3 separate regions of the Homo sapiens genome follow, and all the other regions are linked to region 2. A link is a loop called in an ENCODE intact Hi-C map of the cell type or tissue named here. Cell type or tissue: heart right ventricle. All regions are shown on one strand. Each heading gives the region's core, and the rest is flanking DNA. Links, peaks and the distances in the headings are about the cores only.

What was found. Peaks named below come from ENCODE experiments on the same cell type or tissue, not always from the same donor. Only the 100,000 strongest peaks of a DNase experiment are listed, where the experiment ranks them.
Region 1: it touches region 2 in a loop (10-fold over the local background); 50 of 110 quality-filtered maps call a loop at or near these places.
Region 3: it touches region 2 in a loop (2.7-fold over the local background); 50 of 110 quality-filtered maps call a loop at or near these places.

What each region holds. Positions count from the first base shown.
Region 1 is chr9:117,779,630-117,783,587 of GRCh38, reverse strand. All of the region lies in intron 2 of LOC105376244 (a long non-coding RNA gene), which reads right to left. Among named protein-coding and RNA genes, the nearest start is that of TLR4, 77 kb to the right of the region's middle. In heart right ventricle, for the core only: no CTCF peak of the experiment used is centred there; no DNase peak of the experiment used is centred there; H3K27ac peaks cover 445 bases.
Region 2 is chr9:117,640,932-117,648,986 of GRCh38, reverse strand. LOC101928797 (a long non-coding RNA gene) reads right to left here and starts at 381. Exons shown (of 6, transcript NR_109806.1): 1 at 292-381. In heart right ventricle, for the core only: a CTCF peak has its summit at 4,149 (motif pointing left); a DNase peak (open chromatin) is centred at 4,126; H3K4me3 peaks cover 942 bases; H3K27ac peaks cover 1,231 bases; H3K27me3 peaks cover 333 bases.
Region 3 is chr9:117,773,751-117,777,708 of GRCh38, reverse strand. The region is part of intron 2 of LOC105376244 (a long non-coding RNA gene); the gene reads right to left. Among named protein-coding and RNA genes, the nearest start is that of TLR4, 71 kb to the right of the region's middle. In heart right ventricle, for the core only: no CTCF peak of the experiment used is centred there; no DNase peak of the experiment used is centred there.

The sequences.
Region 1 (3,958 bases), core at 1,458-3,957, 140 kb before region 2:
TCTACAGCCACTTACATACCTTCACTGTCAGCAGGAAGATGTCTGGGGGAATTGGCTTACCACTAAATGCAGGACCCCGAGGAATAGCGCGGCTCTCTCTTCCTTCTAATCTCAAAGTTAAGAGGAAGGTTTCTTATCCCTTTTCTTTCTCTCTTTATTTCTTTCTCACTTCCTCTCTCCTTATACTGGCTCCCTGGCATCTTTTACTATCCGTGGAGTTCTGATGCCCCCTGCTGCTGACTGCAGGCTGCTGGCTGCTAACTGCAAGAAACACAGGTTTCCCTGGTTGCAGGCTCTGTGTTGGTTGTCTGTGCTAGTTCTTCCGCCTCTCATTATGTTTTCCTCTTATGTGATCTAATACTCTGGCTGTGTTTTCTCACCGTCTTTCTGTGCCACTTGTATCTTTTCCCCCACACCCTCGTCTCAACATCTTTCTCATCACCTCTTTCCTCTTTCAGTTTCAGTTTTAGACTTCGTTCTCTCTGCTGTCATCTGTGTCTCAGTCTATTCTTGAATAGACTGGTTCCCTGCATCTTGAATTCCTGGTTCCTGCATCTTGATCTGTGTCACTGACTCAGCTTCTGTTGCACAACCTCACCCACTCATCAGTGGAATTTTTTTTGTTTTTGTTTTTTCACAGAGAGACTTGCCACATGTTCCTCTCATTGTCCTAAGATAATTTAACAAGCAGGTGATTAGCCTTAACTGAATAGGCAGGGTGGTTAGCTCTTTGCACAGAAAGTTCTTACAAGTAAAAATAAAGCATTTTCCAGGGTTCTAGAAAGTTAGATTTCTTCCACAGTTTTGTGTAATATTTGGCTTTTTTTTTTTCTTTCTGAGGTATAGGATTTTAAAATTTATACCTGGTGGGAACTAGAAGTGGGGAGGAGGTGAGTATTGGAAATCTCTGCGGCGAGTTCTAGATTGGAGAAGGGAGTTCTGGAAGTTATGGTTCCAGGGCTCCCTGTGAGAGGGCAGTGCTTCGGACATCTGTGCCTGAGCTGCTCTGCGTATGAGGTGCCTGCTCAGCAGGTCCTGTTGATGGATCGATTCTTTGGCTCCTAGGACTAATACTCTAAGAACCCCACTGGCCTGAGTTTGTTTTTCTGCCAAAGGGAGCTATCATTAGCATTTGAGACAAATACCCAGACAACATCCCCAAAGTGTATCTCCATCCGTCTGGGTTCACAGGAGGGAGGGCGTATGCTTGCTTATGGAAAGCATATGATTTACGCTAGTGCCTGTGGCTCTCCAAAGGAGAATGCAGCTTAGGGGTAGCATGAAATGGTGTGTACCAAACACTACCAGGCCAGGTGAACTGCATACATGATTCCACTGTCACAAGCATCCTGCAAAGGCTTGTTTTCTGGATTAAAAAACTGAGCTTCAGAGAGGTTAGGTACATTCATAGCCAGTAAGTAGCAAGGTTTAAATCTGCCTTTCAGGTGCAAAACCATCAGGAATATAAATCAAAAGCACAGGTTAGGTCATAAGGAGACCTTGGACTAAACTCTTTACTTCCCTGGGCTCGAGTTTCTCCATAAAGGTGATGATGGAGTCATCTCATGATATTCTAGGGTCTCTCTAAGTTGTAACATATCAAGATTCTGTCACTCTGTTACTCACTACTTTCCCTGACATCTTTCCAATTTGTTCTGCTGTTTAATTTATGAGAACATATATTGTTCTCATAAATTGTGTCCATAAATTGTACATTAGTGGGTTTCTCTGAAGGCAAAGATTATGTCATCATCAAGATTTGATTTCTCACAATGCTTAACACCTTGTTTTCAATGCAGTAGACACTAAGTTTTTGTTTTTATTTTCTGAAAGCAGAAAGAGTGGGAAGAAACAATTCAAACATGGAAGCTAGAGAGAAAATACAAAAGACAGGAAGAAAGGAAGGAAGGGGAAACATTAAAATGCATTTTATTACATTACAGGACTCATTTAAGACATAACGGAAGCTTCATTATTTGTTCACTTTTTGCCTTTAAGTGCTGATTCCTATAAAGGACCAAAAATATTAAAACATAAAGAATTAGGAGCCTGCCGAATATCAAATTGGGGATGAAAATGTCAAATCTCTCAAATTAGAAAGAAATTCAGGAAGAAGGCAGTATCTGTTCTAAAGGGTTACATGTTTGAAATCACATTTGTAGGTGTACATTTCTCCTACAAAGCAAGACGCCCTGGAGTGCAAACACACTTTTCCCAGCTTCAGGAAAACCACTCAGCATGCCACAGCTCCTGGAGGTGCCCGTTCCCACCATTATCACTGCCTCCCCGCAGCACAGCCTCTCCAGGACAGATGCTAACAATCGATAGCAAACACCTCACACTTAAATCCATCAATGAAAATACTGTTACAATAATAGCAGCGATTTTATGTGGCTACTGATTTCTTTGGGGCCTCCCAAACCCAAAGGTAAGAAATAATAACAGGTCATTTTTCATCAAGACAGACAATGCAGAAGGGTGATTGGAGCAGAGGTGCTTCCGATGAACTGTGTTGCCCATGTGAGCACTGCCAAGAAAAAGGAAAAAACCCACCTCCTGGGAGGCTCTTGTGTTTGGGCTGATGAAAAAAGCAATAAGAATCCTCAGCAACATAATAAAGACAGCACCAGGCAATCCCACGTTCCTGGGCAAACCCATCGCTGTGATTTTACCTGAGTCTGCAAATAAGATTGTGTGACTGGTAAAAGGATAACTATTATCCCATTTCACAGATGGACAAACAGAGACTCAAGGGAGAAAGTGGCAGAACTAGGGCTAGAACACAGAGCTTCTTCCTCTTAATCCATTATTTTTTTATTTGCTTTTTTCTCCCTTGAATTGAACAGAAAGGAGACAATCCAGGATATAGATCAAAACATTAAAGGAGTCAAACCAAATTGTGTTTTAGAAGAATATTTAATGACCTGGGGAAATGTTTACAATACAAAATGTAGTTAGAAAATAACTATATGTGCACATGTGTATTATAATTCTGATTATGTAGACATTTTATATAGACACATACACACGTCATATATCAACCAGGAAGTATCTCTGGATATAATGAATGACTTTGGCTTCTTCCTTAGGCTTTCCTCTACTTTATGCATTTCTTACATTCTGCACATATTTCTAATGTTTCTAAAAGTTAAGTTGAATATATAATTTGAATTAATAATATATATAAGTACAAACACACACCCATACAGAAGTCAAAATTAGATCATCTCAAGGGAAAAAAATGCTTTGCTTACTTTCTCTTGCTTTCTCTTATGGAGGATATAAAACTAATCAGTGATCGAATCCAAAGTCTCTGCTAGGCAATCAACATTATGACCTAAGTCAAATGCTTCATCTCTCACAGCTCACATTCTTCATCTACCAAAGAGGTATATTCCTATTTATTGCCTAATTTCTATGGTTTTTGAAAAAATAAATGACGAATCAAAATTTTGCGCCTTGAGTCCAAATGTATAGGCAGACAGGAAGCTGGTATGTGATGAGAGAGGGGGAGCCCTTCTCTTGAAACCACAAATTTAATCAGAATTTCTTCCTGTCTTCACCAAGCTGTAGGCTGAAGCAGCCCCTGTGATTATCTCTTCCTAATCAAGTGGGTGCCTATCTAGGGAGGCAGATGTAGCTCTGGTGGTGGGGGTGAGAGCCTCTAATTGCAGGATTTACATGAGAGGAGATTCCCCAGAGGCGGAGAAACAGACAGCCAAGGAGACACCACAAGCTATTTCCTCAAGCAGAAAAAGACAAGGAGGCCTTGGGAAGAGGCTGCCCTCTTTCTGGCCCTCAGGGTCTTTGTAGGTGGAAAAGGAAGTTAAACTGGGACTGGGCGGAGAGGGATAGGATTAAATTGGAGGTAACTTCATTGAATGGCTACTTTCTGCAAGGCACTGTGGGACTGGTAAGGGGGAAAACGCAACAGCAAAGAGTTCAGAAATAAGATTTT
Region 2 (8,055 bases), core at 3,061-5,560:
TAGAAGAGCCAGCCAGGGAAGATGAGCGAGACTAGCAATGGCTGTGAGGCCAAAGGCTATGAGCAACTTCAATGCACACGTGGTGTGACTGAGAGAGGAACTCAGCTCTATATGCCTCCCATTAGCTCTTCAGTACCTTCCCAAATTTGCTTGATATTAAGAATCATCTGAGATGATGGTCCAAAACACAGATTCCCAGCCTTCCTCCCAAGCCTCCCGAGTAAGTCTCTCCACGAGGTACCCTGGAATTTTTAAACTCAACAAGCACGCTTAATGATTCTGAGGACCCACCTGAGGCAGGGAAGCACTGTTGTGGGCAATGGGAGCTGAATTCCGGTTCTGCGATACGCTGGAATGTCCAAGTCCTCAGGGTAAGGTAGCAGAAGAAGGGCTGCATTGGAAGTTGAGAGAACAGTGGGTCCTGTAGACTCATTGGTCCTTGATGCTTCAGTTAGGAGCGCTTGCCCATCTCACACTTTTTCTGATGTGTCCATGTAGTGCTTTATGAAGTGGACACCTTGATTTCTGAGGGTCTGTTGCCAATGTTACCCCATCATGACCATTTAACTAAAAAGACTGAGGCATTCCCAAAACAAATTCTTAGTAAAAAACTATGAGTCTAGAGTAGGAGCAGGATTTGCAGGCTTTGCAGGAGGAGGCTTTGCAGCAGCCAGCTTCCAAGATTGCCCTTTGTTATTCTACTTGATTGATAGTGTGCCCCTGTGCAGACTACTTCCATACTGGGTAGAGCTGACCAATGTCACCTGTAAGATGTTGTGAAGATGGTGGTTTGACTTTTAAGATAAGCCATAAACAACACTGCAGGTTCCATCTTGCTCTCTTGGATGGCTCTTTTTGTAAGGAGCCAGCCACCATACTGTGAAGGAATTCAGCAAACAGCCCTATGGAGAAATCCAGATGACCAGGAACTGGGGCCATTCACAGCAGTCATCATGGACCTGACAGTTGAGCCACCTGGGAGACAGATACCCCAACCACAGGTGAGCCCTTAGATGACTATGGCCCAGGCCAACATTTTGGCTACCACCTCCTGAGAGATGCTGAGCCATGATCACCCATAAGCCTCTCCTTAAATTCTGATTCACATAACTATGAAAGGTGGCAGAGTTTATCATGGTTTTAAGTTGCTACATTTTGAGATAATTTGTTATGCAGCAATAGATAAATAATACAGTTTCTCTCTCCCTTGTGTCTGATATTGGTTGAAAGAAGGTCTAGGAGGCTGGGCATGGTGTCTCATGCCTGTAATCTCAGCACTTTGCAAGGCCAAGGTGGGTGGATCACCGAGGTCAGGAATTTGAGACCAGTCTGGCCAACATGACAAAACCCCATCTCTACTAGAAAATACAAAAATTAGCCAGGCATGGTGGCATGTGCCTGTAATCCCAGCTACTCAGGAGGCCGAGGCAGGAGAATCGCTTGAACCTGGGGAGGTGGAGGGTGCAGTGAACCGAGATTGCACCACTGCACTCCAGTCTGGGTGACAAGGCAAAGTGAGACTCCGTCTCAAAAAAGAAATAAAAAAATAAAAAAATAAAATAAGAGGTCTCGGAATGGATGGTTCATGTAGACGGTATGTGGCATAATAACAACCAGCATGTGTGGAATCCATACTAAACACTTTACATCATTTCATTTCATTTAATTTCATCTCATTTAATCTTCTCAAAAGGCAGGCACATTTATCCTCATTGTATAGTTGAAAAAACTAAAGTTTGAAAAAGTCATGTCTTATGTCCACAGCTTTTGATCTAGTAAGAGTGAAGTCAGAACTTGAAAGAAGGTCTGTTTCCAAATGACTTCCCTGCTCTTGGTCTGCTTCCTGGGGCATCTGTGGGCATTTTGTACCCATCCTACCTTACCCTCGTTGAATGTGTGCCACCTCATTTAGACTTGGTCTGTACATCTGCAGAAAGAGGATGCGTTAGGCTGCTGCTGCTTGGATGTAGTGAGGGGAATGCTGGCCCAAGTTCAGTCTGGCTGAATCACAGTTGCCTCATTGACAAAATGGGGAAAATAATTACTATCTCACAGGGCAGTTGAAATAATTCAATTTCATAATGCCTATGCCATTGTTTTACAAACTCTAACAGCTAACACCAAAGTAAATTATTGTTTTTATCATGATTTTTGTTATGTTCATCTATGCCAAGCTCATAAAGATTATGGGATTAGAAGAGCCAATTACAACAGCCCACCCAGCGTCTATGGAAGGGCCCCAACTTTAAAGGCAGTCAATATATCCATTTTTTCCAGAACATGAAAGAAACGTTGAATAGCTATTTATTGTCTTCCAGCTATAATTGATTATGGGATGAGAGTTGTTTTGTCGATCTTCCATTACAGTGCTTGAATAAAAGGTTAGTAAATAATAATGATAACAGAGAAAAACAACACATTCTTTCTCAAATCCCACCCACGCTGCCTCTCTGACTTGTGTATATTTGAAAATGGTCTTTACAAATATCAATTCTGGAAAAAAATTTACGTTGCATTATAAATATAAAAATAAAACCAAATCAAAATTATTATCTTGGCATCCTGGGGACCCTCCCTGGTGTGGATGAGGGGGCAGAAAAGAGGGAGTGGGAAAGAATGAAGGGAGGAGGACAAAGACCATGCCCGGAATTCCCATGCCAGCGGAACACTTGAACAGCCTGTTTTTCTGCCCTTTAAAATTAAAAACACAAATCAATCTCACTCAAATTCTAAAAGCAGAAAGGAATGGGGGATTTGACTGGTAATGTTTAGAAATAAATGATTTCTGGAAATGTATTGTGACTTAAAAATTGAGAAGTTCTGTCTTTGTAGAATGAAAAGAGAGAGAAGCTACAATTTCCACACGCAAACAAACACCCCATCTCATCAACTCCACCCATTTCCAGCTCCTGGACATTTGTCTTTATTTGTTTCCTCCTCTTCTGAAGCAGGATTTCTCCTGGACAGCAGCCTCCTCAACGTGGGGGCTTATCTATTTATCATCCCTCTCTTCCAACATTGCTTCCCCCACCACCCCCAGCCACACAGACAGCAGGGATTCTTCCATCATTCTTTTCTTCCTTTTCTTGGGGGCACTGTATAGTCTGACCCTAGGCCCTCTTTCTCTCCCACAAAGCTTTTATTTGAAAGCAACAGAAAAGAGGATGGAAACTGAGGGTAATAGAGATTGAAAGAGAGGAGACAGGAGTGGCTGCCAAGACAGAAAGAACAAGACAGGCACAGACAGCATGCAGGGGTGGACTGAAAAGTGAGAAGTCAGGGAAGAACATGGGTTAAATAATCGATTTCAAAACTCACTCTTTGCCAGAGATTTTAATCAAATCATTTCCTTAACCCCAGGAATCTTCTGGGAATTCATTCCCTCTTTCTCTGTCTCTGTCTCTCTCTCTCTCTCTCTCTCACTCTCTTCCTCTTTCTCTATCCCAGACTCTACACAGAGCCAAAAATGCCCTTAGCTATGGCCTGTGCCAGCACCACCACATGTATCTCTATTCCCTCCACTACACATAGGTGCAATCGCACAACCACACACCATTACACACACACACACACACACAAAACCACCCCCCACGCCATATACTCAAGAGATGAGAAAAACCAAGCAAGTGGCCTGAGCAAGGCAAGCCCAGATCAAAGGGTTTTGGACTAGTGTCCTTTCCCTCTCCGTATACTGTCTGAGGGGTACTGTAATTAAGAAACAATTTATTCCTTTTCCCAACACATTGGATAACTACCTCTCATTTTACTCAACCAAAGTGGCAACAAGGCACCACAGGCACAACCCTGACAGAGAAGGAAAGCATTCAGGGAAACTGGGAGGTGGGGTATTATAAGCCTTCTTATTTTTTTAAATGGGTACTATTCAAAAGGGCTGCTTTCTTCACTGGCTACAGGTTATGTAACATCTAAATTATTTCCGGAGTTTCTGAACAGACCAGAGGTTCAGAATAATGGCACCCGCCTCTCCAGATCTGAGGGCTGCTGTCTTCTCCCAGAAGCCCCTCCAAGCCGCTCTGACCCCTGGTCTGGGGCACCCTTCTTCCTTCCCGGCATTTTTTACAAACACAACCTTCAAAATTAGTTCAGAGGCTTTGCGACCCTTTTGTGGCCCTGCACCGCCATCATGTGGCCAGAGCTAACACTGCATCCATGCACACTTACGTGAAAACCAATGAAACCTTAAATGGGAAGTGGCGTAAGATCAGGATTAACCTCCAGCAGATCCTAAGTGGGGTACTTTCCTGTCTTTGCTGCTGGTATATGCTGCAAACTATATTTGGAGGCCTTTTACACTTATGTTCCTCCGCTAGCCCCTTTTCATGGAATGCCTCTTCCCTCGTGTACTCTAAGTTCTAAAATGTAAGAAACTTGCTCATAGGACCAAACACAATTAATCTCTGACCTTCAAACACGTTTCATTTTATTTATTGTGATCGTAGCACTTACCAAAATTCTAAACTGTATGCAAATTAAATGTGTGTGGATTTCTCTCCCCTACCAGGAAGTGAACTGGCAGATGGCAGAGACTGTTTTTTTCACACCTCACAAATAGTAACGAGTCTTTAAAAAGTATATATTGAATGGAGAAAATACAGCAAATAAATGACTCACTAATTTCTTAGCTACCCTGCTTAACTTGCCCTGATGACCTCTTCCTTCCTCTTTTCTGCACAGTGTTGGGCACTGTGCAGCATATAGGTAAGAAACCCTGGAGTAGGAATCAGAATTAGGTTACACCCATGGGAGCTGCGTACCCTTGAGTCAGTCACTTTTTCCTCTAGGAGCCTTAGTTTTCTCAACTATATAAAGAGAGGATTGAATTAAACAAATCACTAAGGTCCATTCAGGTAGATGACGAGGTAAGCCTAAACAAAACTGACTTTTACTAGAGGAATTTTGACTCTGCTTTAAGAGACAAGATGCACTATAGTTATATTCTTTTTCCACTTATTCCAAGGTAATAATACACAGTATTAGGTACCCAATAAATATCTGGAAAATAACAGATGAGAACAGAAAAAAAAGTCAATAAGAAAACAAATTGACCACAGAGCAGTTGTGAACGACAAATGGCACACAACTCCATTCGTAATTCACATTCAGACTTTTTATGTCCTGACATAAGCATGCTGCAAAAAGACGTATCAAAGGCTACTAAGGTTAAACATAGGCTGTTCTGGACTTTTCAGAGAATGTTTCTTAGAGGCAAATCACATTAACAGCCAAACAAATCTGGCTCTAGATAAAGGAGAGGATGTTGTTTGAGATGCAAGAAGGACAGCATAGTGCAGGTGTTACAAAGCAGATAGGAACAGTAAACAACAAATTGTGGCAATATTAGCCACGAATTCTTCACCTGGTTTCAGAAGAAGCCGCTATCAAGTTGTAATCTAAATGAGTATCACCTGAAAAATCACCATGCTCCTATAACCGGAAACCCAAGCGGAACACTTCTGTTCCTCATATTGTATTTCACTGATAGACACAGTCCAGCCCAACTGCTTATTTTCACAGACAGCACAGAAAGGAAGAAAGTCCACCTTGTGTTTCTGGAGACCTCTTCCTATGCCTCGCAGTGGGTCAGGCATGTTATATCTGCTTAACAAGTTGTTCGGTACAATGTCCTATGAACACTCTCTCTTCTACAAATATTAACAGATTTAGTACCTAGTACTGAGAGGTGACAGAGTGCTGGCAGTCCTCACAGCCCTTGCTCGCTCTCGGCGCCTCCTCTGCCTGGGCTCCCACTTTGGCGGCACTTGAGGAGCCCTTCGGCCCGCCGCTGCACTGTGGAAGCCCTTTTCTGGGCTGGCCAAGGCTGGAGCCGGCTCCCTCAGCTTGCGAGGAGATGTGGAGGGAGAGGCGCGGGCGGGAACCGGGGCTGGGCGCGGTGCTTGCGGGCCAGCGTGAATTCCGGGTAGGCGTGGGCTCGGCGTACCCCGCACTCGGAGCGGCCGGCCGGCCCCGCCGGCCCGGGCAGTGAGGGGCTTAGCACCTGGGCCAGCAGCTGCTGTGCTCAATTTCTCGCCAGGCCTTAGCCACCTTCCCGCGGGGCAGGGCTCCGGACCTGCAGCCGGCCATGTCTGAGCCTCCTCCCCCCCGCCCCTCCGTGGGCTCCTGTGCGGCCCAAGCCTCCCTGACGAGCGCCACCCCCTGCTCCAAGGCGCCCACTCCCATCGACCACCCAAGGGCTGAGGAGTGCGGGCGCAAGTCGCGGGACTGGCAGACAGCTCCACCTGCAGCCCCGGTGCGGGATCCACTGGGTGAAGCCAGCTGGGCTTCTGAGATTGGTGGGGACGTAGAGAACCTTTACGTCTAGCTAAGGGAGTGTAAATAAACCAATCGGCACTCTGTATCTAGCTCAAGGTTTGTAAACACACCAATCAGCACCCTGTGTCTAGCTCAGGGTTTGTGAATGCACCAATCCACACTCTGTATCTAGCTACTCTGATGGGGACTTGGAGAACCTTTGTTTCCACACTCTGCATCTAGCTAATCTGGTGAGGAGGTGGAGAACCTTTGTGTCTAGCTCAGGGATTGTAAATGCACCAATCAGTGCCCTGTCAAAACAGACCACTGGGCTCTACTAAACAGCAGGATGTGGGTGGGGCCAGATAAGAGAATAAAAGCAGGCTGCCCTAGCCAGCAGTGGTAACCGGCTCAGGTCGCCTTCCACGCTGTAGAAGCTTTGTTCTTTTGCTCTTTGCAATAAATCTTGCTGCTGCTCACTCTTTGGGTCCACACTGCCTTTATGAGCTGTAACACTCACCGCAAGGTCTGCAGCTTCACTCCTGAAGCCAGCGAGACCACTAACCCACCGGGAGGAAGGAACAACTCCAGACGCACAGCCTTAAGAGCTGTAACACTCACTGCGAAGGTCCGCAGCTTCACTCCTGAGCCAGCGAGACTACGAACCCCACCAGAAGGAAGAAACTCCAAACACATCCGAACATCAGAAGGAACAAACTCCGGACACGCCGCCTTTAAGAACTGCAACAGTCACCGCAAGGGTCCGTGGCTTCATTCTTGAAGTCAGTGAGACCAAGAACCCACCAATTCCGGACACAGTACTACTTCATTGGTAGTGGCTGCTTGGAATAGTGTGATTAAAAGGACCTGGGCAAGGCATATGCCAGGAATGTGGCCAGGCAGATGTATACTCCCAATGCAGGCACTTGAAGAATCATTACACGGAAGCACCGAGCCAGGCAATAGCAGGCAGTCTCTGCCTACTCCCGTGGATGTACGAGCGAAATAGTCACCATGAAGTGCTCAGAGTTAGTCAATGAAAGGCTCGAAGCCTTCATACTAATTGATGGAGTATGAAGCCTTTCTGCATATATTTTCCTGATGAATAGAGCTATGATTATTTAATTTGTAATGGACCAGAAGGGACTGATTTTACCAGGGCTGATGGCCAGGAACCAAGGATGCTGAGCCCAAGAATTTTTCAAAATGTTATCTGAAAATAAAAGAGAGTAGTCAGGAGTTTTCCTTTCTTGTTTCCAATAGTGTGTGTATCCTGTGGACATAGGATAAATTATCTTATTTCCTCCACCTGCTGTCTTTTGAGGTTACAATATAGATAGCATAGGGTTATTGAAAGAATCATTGGAACATAGAGTTCACAGGGACCTTGGAAATGGACTTGTGTGGGGATGACAATATATGGCACTGGTATTGCCATTCTCCCAGCCCCTCCCATAGCAGACTTTGCTAATTCATTTAGCAGGAAAATAGCAATGCCATTTGTGTCTTTGAGGCATATTTTCAGCACACTGCTCCAGACTCATCAGGGTCAGCACTTAAGATAAAGCCATTTTCTAACCTTTGAAACTTGGCTTTTGGGAGAGTGACTTCTCAAAGTTGCAGTTAGGGTCAGAACTGGAACCCACATTTTCTGATATCCAAATATTTCTCCGCTTTCCTGTTCAGTTGTAAGCTTCCTAAAGATAAGCATCATTTCCTTTTTTCCTTGGGGTTTAAAAAAATTAAATTTTATTGTGTTTACTTGAGGTTTGCAACAAAATGTTA
Region 3 (3,958 bases), core at 1,458-3,957, 130 kb before region 2:
TTCCAGTTCTTGCTACGTAGTGCCCTCCTAGCGATCCCCTACAGAGCATTAATAGTGGCTCTCTAATCATCTTTGGAAGTGCACTTAAATTTTAGTTCCTGATCAATACTCCTCCCCACAATGCCTCACTTCTTTTGCCCTCCCCTGCATCACTGAAATAAACAAGCTGGGCTATTCCCAGGTTGCTGTACTTGCCAGCTTCCTATCCATTCCACTCCAGACCCACTGACGTAGCAATGACAGGAAAGACTAGAGTCAGAAGATCTGTTGCAAATTTGAAGATTTTTGGAGCTGAAAGAAGGCGTCCAGTGGTAGAATTAGGAACATAGGGGATGGAATTTGCCTCCTCCAATGCTTGCATATCCTCTACAGCAGAGTAGGAGGGTTACACTCAAGTTTCCCAGAGAAACACCTCTAGGGGCAGGGCATTCACTAGCTCACAAAGCATTTCTTCCATCTTTGAACAATCTGACTCTAGATAATTATTTGTCTTGTGCCTGTGTATTCCACACAGGTTCCTGACTGTACTACTTGAGAGTCAAACAGAGAAATCCATTCTTCTTCCCCATAACAATTCTTTAAGAATTTAAAAACAGTTGCTAGGTCTTCTTCAATCTGCCACCATATCTCCCCTTTCAGCCTAAACCTTTTCAATTTTAACATAAGAAAAAATAATTATTAAACAGAAAAAAACTTACCAAGAATGCACAGCTAGTAACTAAAGTTTCTGGCTCCCAATCCAGTGCCCATTATAGTTATTTATTCATCTTTTTACTCAGTAAATATTTTATGAGCATATAATATATACACAATGGTAACACAGGGCTTACAACTTAAATATGATTCAACTCCTGCCACAGGAGAGCAAAAATTTTAGTAAAACGTAAGATGTGTGGACAGGTAGCTACTGTAGTTGGAAGGAAATGAAAAAAAATATTCATTAAATGCTTTCTAAATGTCAAGCACTGCCAGGTGCTTCATATATTATTTCATTTAATTTTCAACTACACACTAGGGTTGACAGTATCATACCATTTTGTTCATTTAAGAACTGAAACACTGCTCTAGATTTTTTGTATTGCTGCATAAAAGACCACCCAATCGTAGTGGTATAAAACCATTTGATCGTGTTCATGGAGTCTGTGGGCCAGGAATTAGAATAAGGTATCACAGAAGTAGCTTGTTTATGCTCAAAGATACCTGGGGCAGTGGGAAGGTCTCAAATGTCCAGAGGCTGAAATCAAAAAGAGATTTCTTTATGTACAGGTCTGGAACCTGAGGTGAGTTGATGTCTGGGCTCAGCTGAGACTGCCTGTAAGAGCCACCTACCTACGTAGAGGCCTCTCTATGTGCCTTAGCTTTCTGGTGGCAGCTGGGTTCTTCTAACAGTATCTGAAGTCATGCAATCCCACTTCCATTACAGTCTATTTGGTTAAGGTACTTATAAGGCAAGCATGGATTAACTTAGAAATTAGACTCCAGTTCATCATGGGGAAGTGAAAAGGTCACACTGCAGAAGAAGCTGTGGTACAGGTGATATCACTGCAGCAAACACTGAAGGCTTAAGCTGTACAGCTGGTGTGTGTTGAAGCAGGTTATGTATCCAGGCCACTTTGGCTCGAAGAGATTTTCTATGAAACTTCAGAAGATGGGTAGAGCATTATGTTACTCAAGAAGGCTCCATGGAGGAGGTACCATTTGGAGTGGGCTTTGAAGGAGGGGAGAGATTTGCATGTGGAAGCATTCTACATATGGGGTAAAGTGTGACTAAGTCACAGAGGGAGCATCATGATCTTCCTTCACTGTCTTCAGGCTATTTTCTATTCCAATAAAGAAACATAGAAAATTATCCTCTCCCAACAGTCAACAGAAGTACTGGGCATAGGAAAGCTCTTGTGACTAAAAGGTGGCATTTTTGCCAGATGGCAAGTTTCCCTGGGTGACTATTACCCATGACACAGGGAACTGAGCTTGTGGCACAGCCCAGCCACAGGCAGACAGAGAGGACTGGGCTGAATGGAAGAGGAAGGAAGGAAATCTCACTTTGGGAGAACAAGGGTGGGCTGAAATCCTCCATAATGAGGCAGAGTGTGATGGCAGCTAGAACCCATTGCCCTCAAGCCCCTGGGTAACCATAATTAGCTCAAGGAGCATTTGAAATGAACATTTTAGATGTTGTTGGCAATGGTGCACCCCATACAAAGGGAGTCAGGCAAAAGGCAGGCTCAAGCCCAAATTATAGTAGAAGAGGCCTTCATGAAGATTTTATGAGCACCCAGTGGAACTACTTTTCATGGTACTATTCTACAAAGAATAGGTTTTTCCATTGCATATTTTAAACTAGTTGTTATTAGTGTATATAAAAGCTGTGATTTCAGTATACATATTTTTGAAAATGGCAATAATACAGAAAAAAAAACATGAGGACAAAAATCCCAACAATTTTCAATGTCCTCTATCAACAGTCTCATCACCTACATAACACATTTCCACATCCATGGACACCTACACCATAACCTATTACATTTTTATATTTATTTCATTACTTGCTTATTAACTATCACCCCTGTGAGAATGCAAGTTTCATACAGAAAGTCACTTAGTTCTGTGTCCTCAGCATCACTAAATGTCATGGTCATGGTTGCATATGTTGGTCACTTAATATTTGTTAAGTAAGTCAGGCCCTAGGGACAGGAGAGAAGGACTGACAAGCTTACTGCTACATTTTTCTTTGTAATGGAAGGGAACATCTGACCCTGTAATATTGTCAATGAGCCAAGGTTGGTTTTCTTGCCACATATACCACAATTCCAAATTCTGTTTGGGAAACGACTTCAGGTAGATTTGAGATGCAACCTCAGGTCTTCTACTTAGTAGTTGTGTGAGCTTGGCCTGTCACTTAGCTTTCCTGAGTATTAATTTCCTTGTTTGGGAAAAAATATTTTTATCAGAAAGCTAATATGAGGGTCAAATCATGAAGGTATTTTGCAGATGATGATGCAGTAAGGGCCTCACTCCTCTGACTGGACAAACCTCAGGCTATTTGCTGCCAAGCTTGGATAAGGGGAGGAAAAGAACAAGAAAATGTACGAAAAGAAGCAAAGAGAAAGAAAGGAACAAACAGTAAAAACAGGAAGAAGAGGAAGAGAAGGACAGGCGAGAGGAAACAGAGACATGTACTTTGAAAAGAGGCCAAGTGTAGTGGCCAAGGTTTGCAAGGCCAAGGCAGGAGAATTATCTGAGGCCAGGACTTCAAGACCAGCCTGGACAACACAGGAAGACCCTATCACTACCAAAGTTTTTCTTTAATTAACCAGGTGTGGTGATGTGTGCTTGTGGTCCTACCTACTTGGGAGGCTAAAGTGGGAGGATGGCTTGAGTCCAGGAGTTTGAAGTTACAGTGAGCTATTCTTATGCCACTGCACTCCAGCCTGGGTGATGAAGAGAGAGACCCTGTCTCTAAAAAGGAAGAAGAAGAAAATGAGATTAGAAGAGAAATAAGTAGAAAGAGGATGAGTGGCCAGAAGGAAGGAGATAAAGAAAATAGGGAGAGAAGAAGGGAAAGGAGGGGAGGGGAAGTTTGAGGAGTGTGAGGAAGGAAGAGAAAAAGATAAGAAGAGAGAGAAAACAATGCTGCTAGAAAGGAAGAAAGAGAGGGGAGAAGGGAGGGGAGAAGGGAGGGAGGAAGGAAGGAATGGAAAAAAAAGGAAGGAAAGGAAAGGAAAGGGAAAGGAGAGAGGGATGGAGGGAGGGAAAGAAAGGAAGAGAGGAAGAAAGAGAGAAAGAAAGAAAGAGAAAGAGAGAAAGAAAGAAAGAGAGAAAGGAAACAAGGAGAAAAAGAGAAAGAAAGAAAGAAAGAGAAAGAAGAAAGAGAGAGAAAGAAAGAAAGAGAGAAAGAAAAGAAGGAAGGAAGGGAAGGAGGAAGGAAGGAAGAAAGGAAGGAAGGAAGGAAAGAAGG